3 separate regions of the Homo sapiens genome follow, and regions 2 and 3 are each linked to region 1. Evidence: chromatin loops called from intact Hi-C (ENCODE). Cell type or tissue: GM12878. All regions are shown on one strand.

Region 1 (2,500 bases):
CCCACCTCAAAATCTCACTGAAACAAGTGAGTGCCTGGGGCAAGCAGGGTGGAAGGAGGGCTGAGTGGTGGGCTCTTGGGTGTATTTGTAGCAGTTTGTGGCTTTCAGGGCACATGTTAATCATCTGCTAGAAACAGCGTGGGCTTTGTGAGCTGGGTTTAGGAGCGAACCCTGGGTGGATGTAGGACGTGACCACTAATATTTATTGAGGATTTAGCATGCTTGAGGCACTCTTCTAAGCTTTACAAAGAGTAACTCTTTCATCAGCACAGCAGCTATAAAGTAGGTAACATTTTAATCCCCATTCTACACATTAGGAAACTGAGGCATGAGAAGGGTTTAGGAACCTAGCCAGATCACATAGCTTCTTGTCTTAGTTTTCTCTACTGCACAGTAGAGGTAGCATCTACCTAAAAGTGGGAGATGGCAAATGAGTCAAAGAATGTAAAGCATCTAGCCTGGAGAATGCCACCCAGCAGTCACTAATGACAGGTATGCTCTCTGAGACTGTAACTATTGATGTGGTTTCATGTGATTACCATGAATGAGGGCCATGGTTGCTAATATTGCAAAAGAACACATAATACAAAGGTTAATATATTTTTGGCTTTGGACTGCAATTTTCAATAGGCAGACTCCAACCTATGAACACATTGTCCTCAATAGTTCATTTATAAATCAGCTGCTCACAAACAGAAATATGCTGCCCCCAAGAAACAATACTATAAGTGGTTGGCTCATTAAAGCCAATTTAATCCAAAAGAGAGCAGAACTTTTGTGTTAATATTATTAGCTTATGTTCTTGGAACATTTACTCATTTAATAAACTTCTACAATGTACCAGGTACTGTCTCAGGAGCTGGAAAGACATAATTATTGAAAGCATGTCTCTTGCCTCAAGGAGCTTATGATTCAGTGAAGGAAATGAGCACTTGCTCAATGATTCTAGTGGAGGGTGACGGGTGTGTTTGGGCCATTGTAGGAGGACAGGGGTGGGTGTCTGGGGTGTGGAGTCTTGATAAGTTGATAGAAACAAGAAAGAGGCCCTCGCTGGCAGGAACAGGAATGAGGGTAGAAGAGAGCCATTGTTCTAAGAAGTGGCTAACAAGCTATTGTTGTAAGAAATGGCTAACCACAAACATCCTGTTCCCAAATACCTCCTTCCAAACAGCCCCAGCAGCATGAACCTATCTGCAGTAGCCTTTCCAGCATGACCCTATAAAACTCCCCTCCATCCCCTGCATCTTGGCAGACAGGCTTCTCTCTGCTGTACTGCCTGTTGCACTCTTGCAATGCACCTTTCTTAGTTTCTCTAATAAATCTGCCTTTCTTTACCCACAACTGTCTTGGTAAATTCTTTTACCACCTGTGATGTAGCCCTAGCCAGTTGCACCCATGACATGGGGGTGACAAAGGCCAGAAATGGGTAATGAAGTATTGGAGGAAAGGAAAATGAATTGCATTTGCTTGGGTTCAGAGCTGGCCCCCATACTTCATTTATCTATACCTGTACTCCACTTGCTGAGCTCTGGTGCTTTCCTAACCTCCTTTTGGGGCATCCAAGCCTGACACCCCCTATTTTCACATCCACAAAATCAAAAGCCCTGTTCTTTCGGTCTAAGTGATGACATCTAGGTGTTAAAAGGAAGATAATTTGAAAACAATGTCTTACTGATGTGTGATTAAACAAGCATTCAACTTCCCCAAAATTGTTTTTGTTGTTTATATAAAGGGTTAAACTGGAAGTTTAAATACATAAAAGCATGCTAAAAAAATGTAGTGGTCATGAAGGCCACTTTACATGGGTCATGAAGGCCCAGTTTACAGATTGCCTTGGGAACTATTTTAAGTCATTCCTCCTTCTTTACTGAACCACTAATTTTTCAGATGCTGTAAGGATAATGTGGATAGGAAGAATCAATATCATCAGAACGGCCATTCTGTCCAAAGTAATTTATACATTCAGTGCTATCCCGATCAAGCTACCATTGACTTTCTTCACAGAATTGGAAAAAACTACTTTAAATTTCATGTGGAACCAAAAGAGCCCACATAGCCAAAACAATCCTAAGCAAAAAGAACAAAGCTGGAGGCATCATGCTACCTGACTTCAAACTATACTACAAGCCTACAGTAACAAAAACAGCATGGTACTGGTACCAAAACAGATATATAGACCAATGGAACAGAACAGAGGCCTCAGAAATAACACCACACATCTACAACCATCTGATATTTGACAAACCTGACAAAAATCAAGCAATGGGGAAAGGATTCCCTATTTAATAAATGGTGTTGGGAAAAGTGGCTAGCCATATGCAGAAAGCTGAAACTGGATCCCTTCCTTACACCTTATATAAAAATTAACTCAAGATGGCTTAATGACTTAAATGTAAGACCAAAAACCATAAAAACCCTAGAAGAAAACCTAGGCAATACCACTCAGAACATAGGCATGGGCAAAGACTTCATGACTAAAACACCAAAAGCCAAAATTGAC
Region 2 (2,500 bases), 230 kb before region 1:
GTTTTAAAAAATTAAATTCAGTGTTTTAATAATTCTACTAGGTTTGTCCTAGTGCTAGCCATTTGGGGTCAAAATTTTCAAGGTACACCGTAGGTTTCTTCAATATATAAATTTAATTCTTTCCTATTTCTAGAAAGTTTTCTTGCATTATAGTTTTAAAATTTTATTCTGGTTTACTGTCTTGTTTTTCTTCTTTGAAGCCTCCATTACACACACATTGGGTCTTCCTTTATTATCTTCTACGTATCACTTTCTCTCTAATATCTTTTACCTAATTCTTTATTTTATTTTCATTTTCTTGGTTGTTTTCCCATCTCAATTTTATGTGATATATTAAAAAAATCTATTTTCACTTGAGTGCTTTCTAATCTAGTCTTCATTTCTGAGAAGACTGTCCTTTTTTTCGCTTTTCTTTCCCCAAGTTCAGCCGATTCTCATCTTATGTCATTTTCAGTTTTGCCAATTTCTATTACAAGTTTTAAATTTCTGGCTGAAGGGTACCTTTCTCCTACAAATGCTACTTTAATGATATTTAATTCATGTTGGAGCATTGTGTTACATACAGTTTTCCTCTGCTTCCTGGTTGATATTTCGGAAGGGTTTTTTTTTTTTTTAATGAGATGTTTTTATGTTCACTTTCCATTTTCTTCTTATATTAGCTTTGCTTGGATGTCTCCTGATATTTTCCATTTACATTAAAATGCCTTGGAATTTTTCCAGAGAAGCAACCACAGACGTTTATATAAAGGTGTGAGAGGAGATAAGTCTCTTTTCTTTTCTACAGTGCAGTATACTTTCTTGAATAAATGATCTCTCTTTGGGGAGAGGAAGGGTCCTGGTTTTCTGATTGTGTCTTCTATTACTTCAGTAGAAATTTTATTTTAAACTACTTCCTTCCTGCTTTCCCTTTACTCCCAAGCCACTCTAAAGGACACTACATCGGTCAGGGTCCAGTCAGAAAACTAAAGAATGCAACAGTGATTAGAAATGGAAAGCCTAATATAAAGAATTCTTAACTAGTAATAGTTGAAGATTTAAAAAGATTAAACAGGACTCTCAGAGATCGAAAAGTAGTATGTTCAAAAAAAAACCCAGCTACTACTTCTGGGCTGAGGGAAAGTGGCAGCAAAGAAACAAAGAACTTGGAAAAGCACCTTTATCCTCACAAGCCTGAGATTTAGACTTTTGTAAAGAGGAACATACAGCCTACCTATAATGACAAAGCTTGCTGGAAGGCCTGGGTCAAGTGGCGATCTAGTTGCCTGCTATAGCTGGAGCTGCTGTGGCTCATGGAAGCCACCAACAATCAGCTGCCAGGCAGGTAGAACGTTGAAGGCGCAGCTGGAGTTTCCAAGGAAGGAGCCCATTGCCTGTGTCACAAGTGGTCACTAGGTGGGGACAGAGTAGCCTGAGGGCACAGCCAGAGCTGGTTCATGAGGGCCACTAGGCTGCAATGATGAATAAAAAATGGCAGGCTAGAACCTGGAAGAGAAGTGTGTTCATGTGGTGATCACCTTGAAGTGTAATGTCAGCACCCTCTGTTGATAAAGCCTTGTGTGCCAGCTGGCAAAGGAGAAACGTCTATAGGGTCTGGCTTCAGTATTACAAAGCTGCATAGGAAAGGGTGGATTCAGAGCTGGGAGACAATAAGCTGATAAGTGGTACAGAGTCCTTCCTTTCCAGGTTGTCTTCTTCTCACCCAGAAACAGTGCCTTCCCAATGCTGCCACATTTGAAGCTATATCCTCTCAAGCACCCTTTTTTTCAATTCCCAGTTGTCGGTAGTCTTATTTACTGTCTCAGATATTTTCTCAGTATTTCTCAACTCAGGATGGGATCCTCTCTGGAGGTAAATTTGTATGTATGATGCCATCTCAAAAACATTGTACTCTCCCTTTCTTATTGTAACCCCTGACTCTGCTCTGGCATGAACTACAGTTGTGGCTCTGCTGGTTTCAGATGTGTATTTTCCCACTTATCTGAAAAATAAAGTTTGTACCTTTCTTTGTCTATTACTGTGCAAAAACACCACTTAAGTGGCATGTAGAAATAAGCATTCATTTCTTGGTTATCCATCTTCGGGTCTGCTGAGATTTGGCTGATCTAGGCTGGGCTTGGTTACAAACTGTGGGTTGGGTCCAAGTCTACAAGCCTCTCATCTTGCCCTTTTAGTGCCTACTCCATGCATGCTATATTCATAGCAAAAGACAAGAGTGTAAGAAAATAAGCCCCTCTATAGGAATACATTTCAAATATCTGTTTACAAAACATTCCATAGACCAAAGGCATATGACCAAGTTCAACAACGAGACAGAAAAGTGTTTTCCCCATAGAAGTTGGAAGAGACAGAAAGTGAATATTGGCTGAACAATAATTTGCCATAGATTTCCTTTCTATCTATAAATATCTACATACCTCCCATACTCAAAATATTCTCACTTCCATCCCAAGAGTTCTCAAAGTCTTATCAAATCATGGCATAACACTTGAAATCTAGGATC
Region 3 (2,500 bases), 120 kb before region 1:
GGCCTTCCATAAAAGGAAGGCCTCCTTTCTCCTACTGGCAGCAAGTGCTGCCTTGAGCAATGAGTCTGACAGTTTCCCTAGCCCATCTGCACTTGGGCAGCTTTGGAAAGGAGAACCCAGGAAGCAGGGCAGGAGGAAATGAGCTGGAACTTAGTGGGTGAGGCCTTGGCCTTGAATACCTGGCAGAGAGCATCATGGGAGGCAGAGTGCGCAGCAAGGGCCCGGAGTTGAGCTCCTCAGTTGAGCCTCACAATGAGTGTCCTGCCCTCCAGCCTTGTCCTCTCCAATCCACCCGTGAAGCTCTACCTGGAAGATTTTCCCAACATGCCACGAGTCTGCCTAAATGTCCTTCAACATTTCCCCATCATCCACTGGGTAAAACCCAGCTTGTTTTGCCTGGCAGGAAAGGACTTTTTCCTGATCTGACCTTTGCTTGCTTTACTTCCATTACCCAAGTCCCTGTCGGGCCATTCCCAAGTTCTTGTCTGCTTGAAAGCTAGGTAGTCTCTCCTGGGCCTTTGCATATGCTATTTCTTCTGTCTGGACTACCACCCTGTCACATGTACCAAAAGCATTACTGGCGTGGAAGACACATTCAGGGTTTTAGCACAAGCATTTCAAATAATCATCAAGGACAGCCCTCCCACCGACTTGTCAGTTATAACACCATCTGTGGCACCACTACCTCCTTTCTGAGCCCCCAGCCCACTACAACCCTGGAGGAGCTAGACTTTAAAGACAGAGGTGGAGTGGGCATGTTCCCTGGTTCGATTCTGCCCCTCCATTGGTATAGATTGGGCTGCCTGGAATTGCACATGAAAAATGCCAGGCACCAGGGTAGAATCCCTCAACCTCCCTCATCTCATCTCACCTAAATCTCCTGGGCAGAGTGGAGGGAATAATGATGTTAAAATCAACATTAGATGTTGAGATCTAAGTTTGAAGCTCAAGTGATTGTTTAAACCTGCAATGATGAAACCCAACCCAAGATACTACTGAGGGAAGAGAAAAGGAGATCGGAAGGTGGTTTTTATGTGGTAAAATTGAGACTTCCCCCAAGATGGCCATATTTGAATCTCATTTCTGATTTTTGACTGATAGTCATTTTCCCTTGTCTCTTTACTTTCTCAAGCATATGTGGAGAGATGTGCTTCAGAGGTTATAGAAACAGCTGCGTGTACAACACACATCCTTTCAGGGCTGATGATTCATCGTAAGCTTTCACCATAGGTTTCCCTTTCGTATTACAAACAAGTAGTGAATTTCTGTGCTGACTGAAGCATCTGCATTATCTCATGAAATCTTTTCAACCACGCAAGTTCATTTTATTATGCCCATTTTTACAGATGAGGGCTCAGAACTACTTGCTCAAGGTCAAAAATCTGGCAAATTCTGAGACCGTCAAAGATACCCTTGACTCCTAAGTCCATACTCATTCCATTGTACCACTGTTAAATTTAGGTTATGAAGTGCCCACTGTGTACAAGACACTGTGCTTAGAGCCAGGAAACATAAAGAAGGATGCCCAATGCCTGCTTCTGTGTAGCTCACATTATGCTAGGGGAGATGTGCCATGGAAAATTAGTTCAATGGGATGTTGCAAACATCAGGAGCCAAAGAAAGCACAGAGGAGGGGCACTCAAACCTATGAGGGGACAGCACTTAATATAAAAAGCTGGATTTTAAGTATGAGTTTACCAAAGTGAGGGACATAGTATGAAAAGAGATGATTCCCAGAGATGACCAAGGATCCCAGGCACAGTCTCTACATTGGTATAGATTGGGCTGCCTGGTTATCATGTCACCTTTCCCCTTCCTATGTGACAAAACTATCACCTGTTTGTTCTTTATTCTCAATCTGGGCCAATGTCTTACTTCTCTTGGTGTTTTTATTTGTTAAGCTCTATCTCAAAGTAAGGAACAGAACACATTGTCAAGAAGAAATTTTAGGTACTCTCTGGGGAGAGGAGGAAGATGGGGGAGGATTATTTTAAGGAGCAAGAAGTCTATTTCCTGGATCCTAGAAATGGTGCCACATGGACTGATACCTGTTGCACCTGCCCTAGGGCTGGTCCTGCAAGGTGCTGGAGGAGAACACAGATAATCACAGTGACAAGGACATGCATGAAGCCTGTGTCAAGGTGAATGTGGCTGACGAAAGGAAAAAGGAGGACATTTCTCCTTGCAAAACTCTATATAATCAGAAGCTGGATTTGCTCAGTGATGTTTGCATTTTATAGCTACCCACTTATAGCTATAAAAAAGGCTTTGCTTTTGAAATTCCTGCAGGAAAATGGATTTTATTAAGACACTGCATTTCTTTGGTCCTTAAGCATTGAACCAATTGTTTTTGTAATGCGCTTTTTTAAACTCAAGCTTTCTTAGTCATATACGAAAAATATAACTGAAGAAACTTTACATAGTAGAGTCCAATCCTGGAATTGCTTATAAATTCATTGAGAAGACAAAATATATGTGAAATAGTTAAAATAGTCTAAGA

The links. Hi-C counts contacts between places; a loop is a spot of excess contacts. Peaks named below come from ENCODE experiments on the same cell type or tissue, not always from the same donor. Only the 100,000 strongest peaks of a DNase experiment are listed, where the experiment ranks them.
Region 2: it touches region 1 in a loop (5-fold over the local background); 1 of 110 quality-filtered maps calls a loop at or near these places.
Region 3: a loop joins it to region 1, with 2.8 times the contacts of the local background. A loop is called at or near these places in 1 of 110 quality-filtered maps.

What each region holds. Positions count from the first base shown.
Region 1 is chr12:13,591,177-13,593,676 of GRCh38, forward strand. The region is part of intron 10 of GRIN2B (glutamate ionotropic receptor NMDA type subunit 2B); the gene reads right to left. All of the region lies in intron 1 of LOC105369668 (a long non-coding RNA gene), which reads left to right. Among named protein-coding and RNA genes, the nearest start is that of LINC01559, 220 kb to the left of the region's middle. In GM12878, no CTCF peak of the experiment used is centred here; DNase peaks (open chromatin) are centred at 1,075 and 1,565.
Region 2 is chr12:13,361,039-13,363,538 of GRCh38, forward strand. No RefSeq gene overlaps it. Among named protein-coding and RNA genes, the nearest start is that of LINC01559, 14 kb to the right of the region's middle. RefSeq lists an enhancer at 1,452-1,551. In GM12878, a CTCF peak has its summit at 1,395 (motif pointing right); a DNase peak (open chromatin) is centred at 1,427.
Region 3 is chr12:13,471,752-13,474,251 of GRCh38, forward strand. No RefSeq gene overlaps it. Among named protein-coding and RNA genes, the nearest start is that of LINC01559, 96 kb to the left of the region's middle. RefSeq lists an enhancer at 1,187-1,346. In GM12878, no CTCF peak of the experiment used is centred here; a DNase peak (open chromatin) is centred at 1,200; H3K27ac peaks cover 467 bases.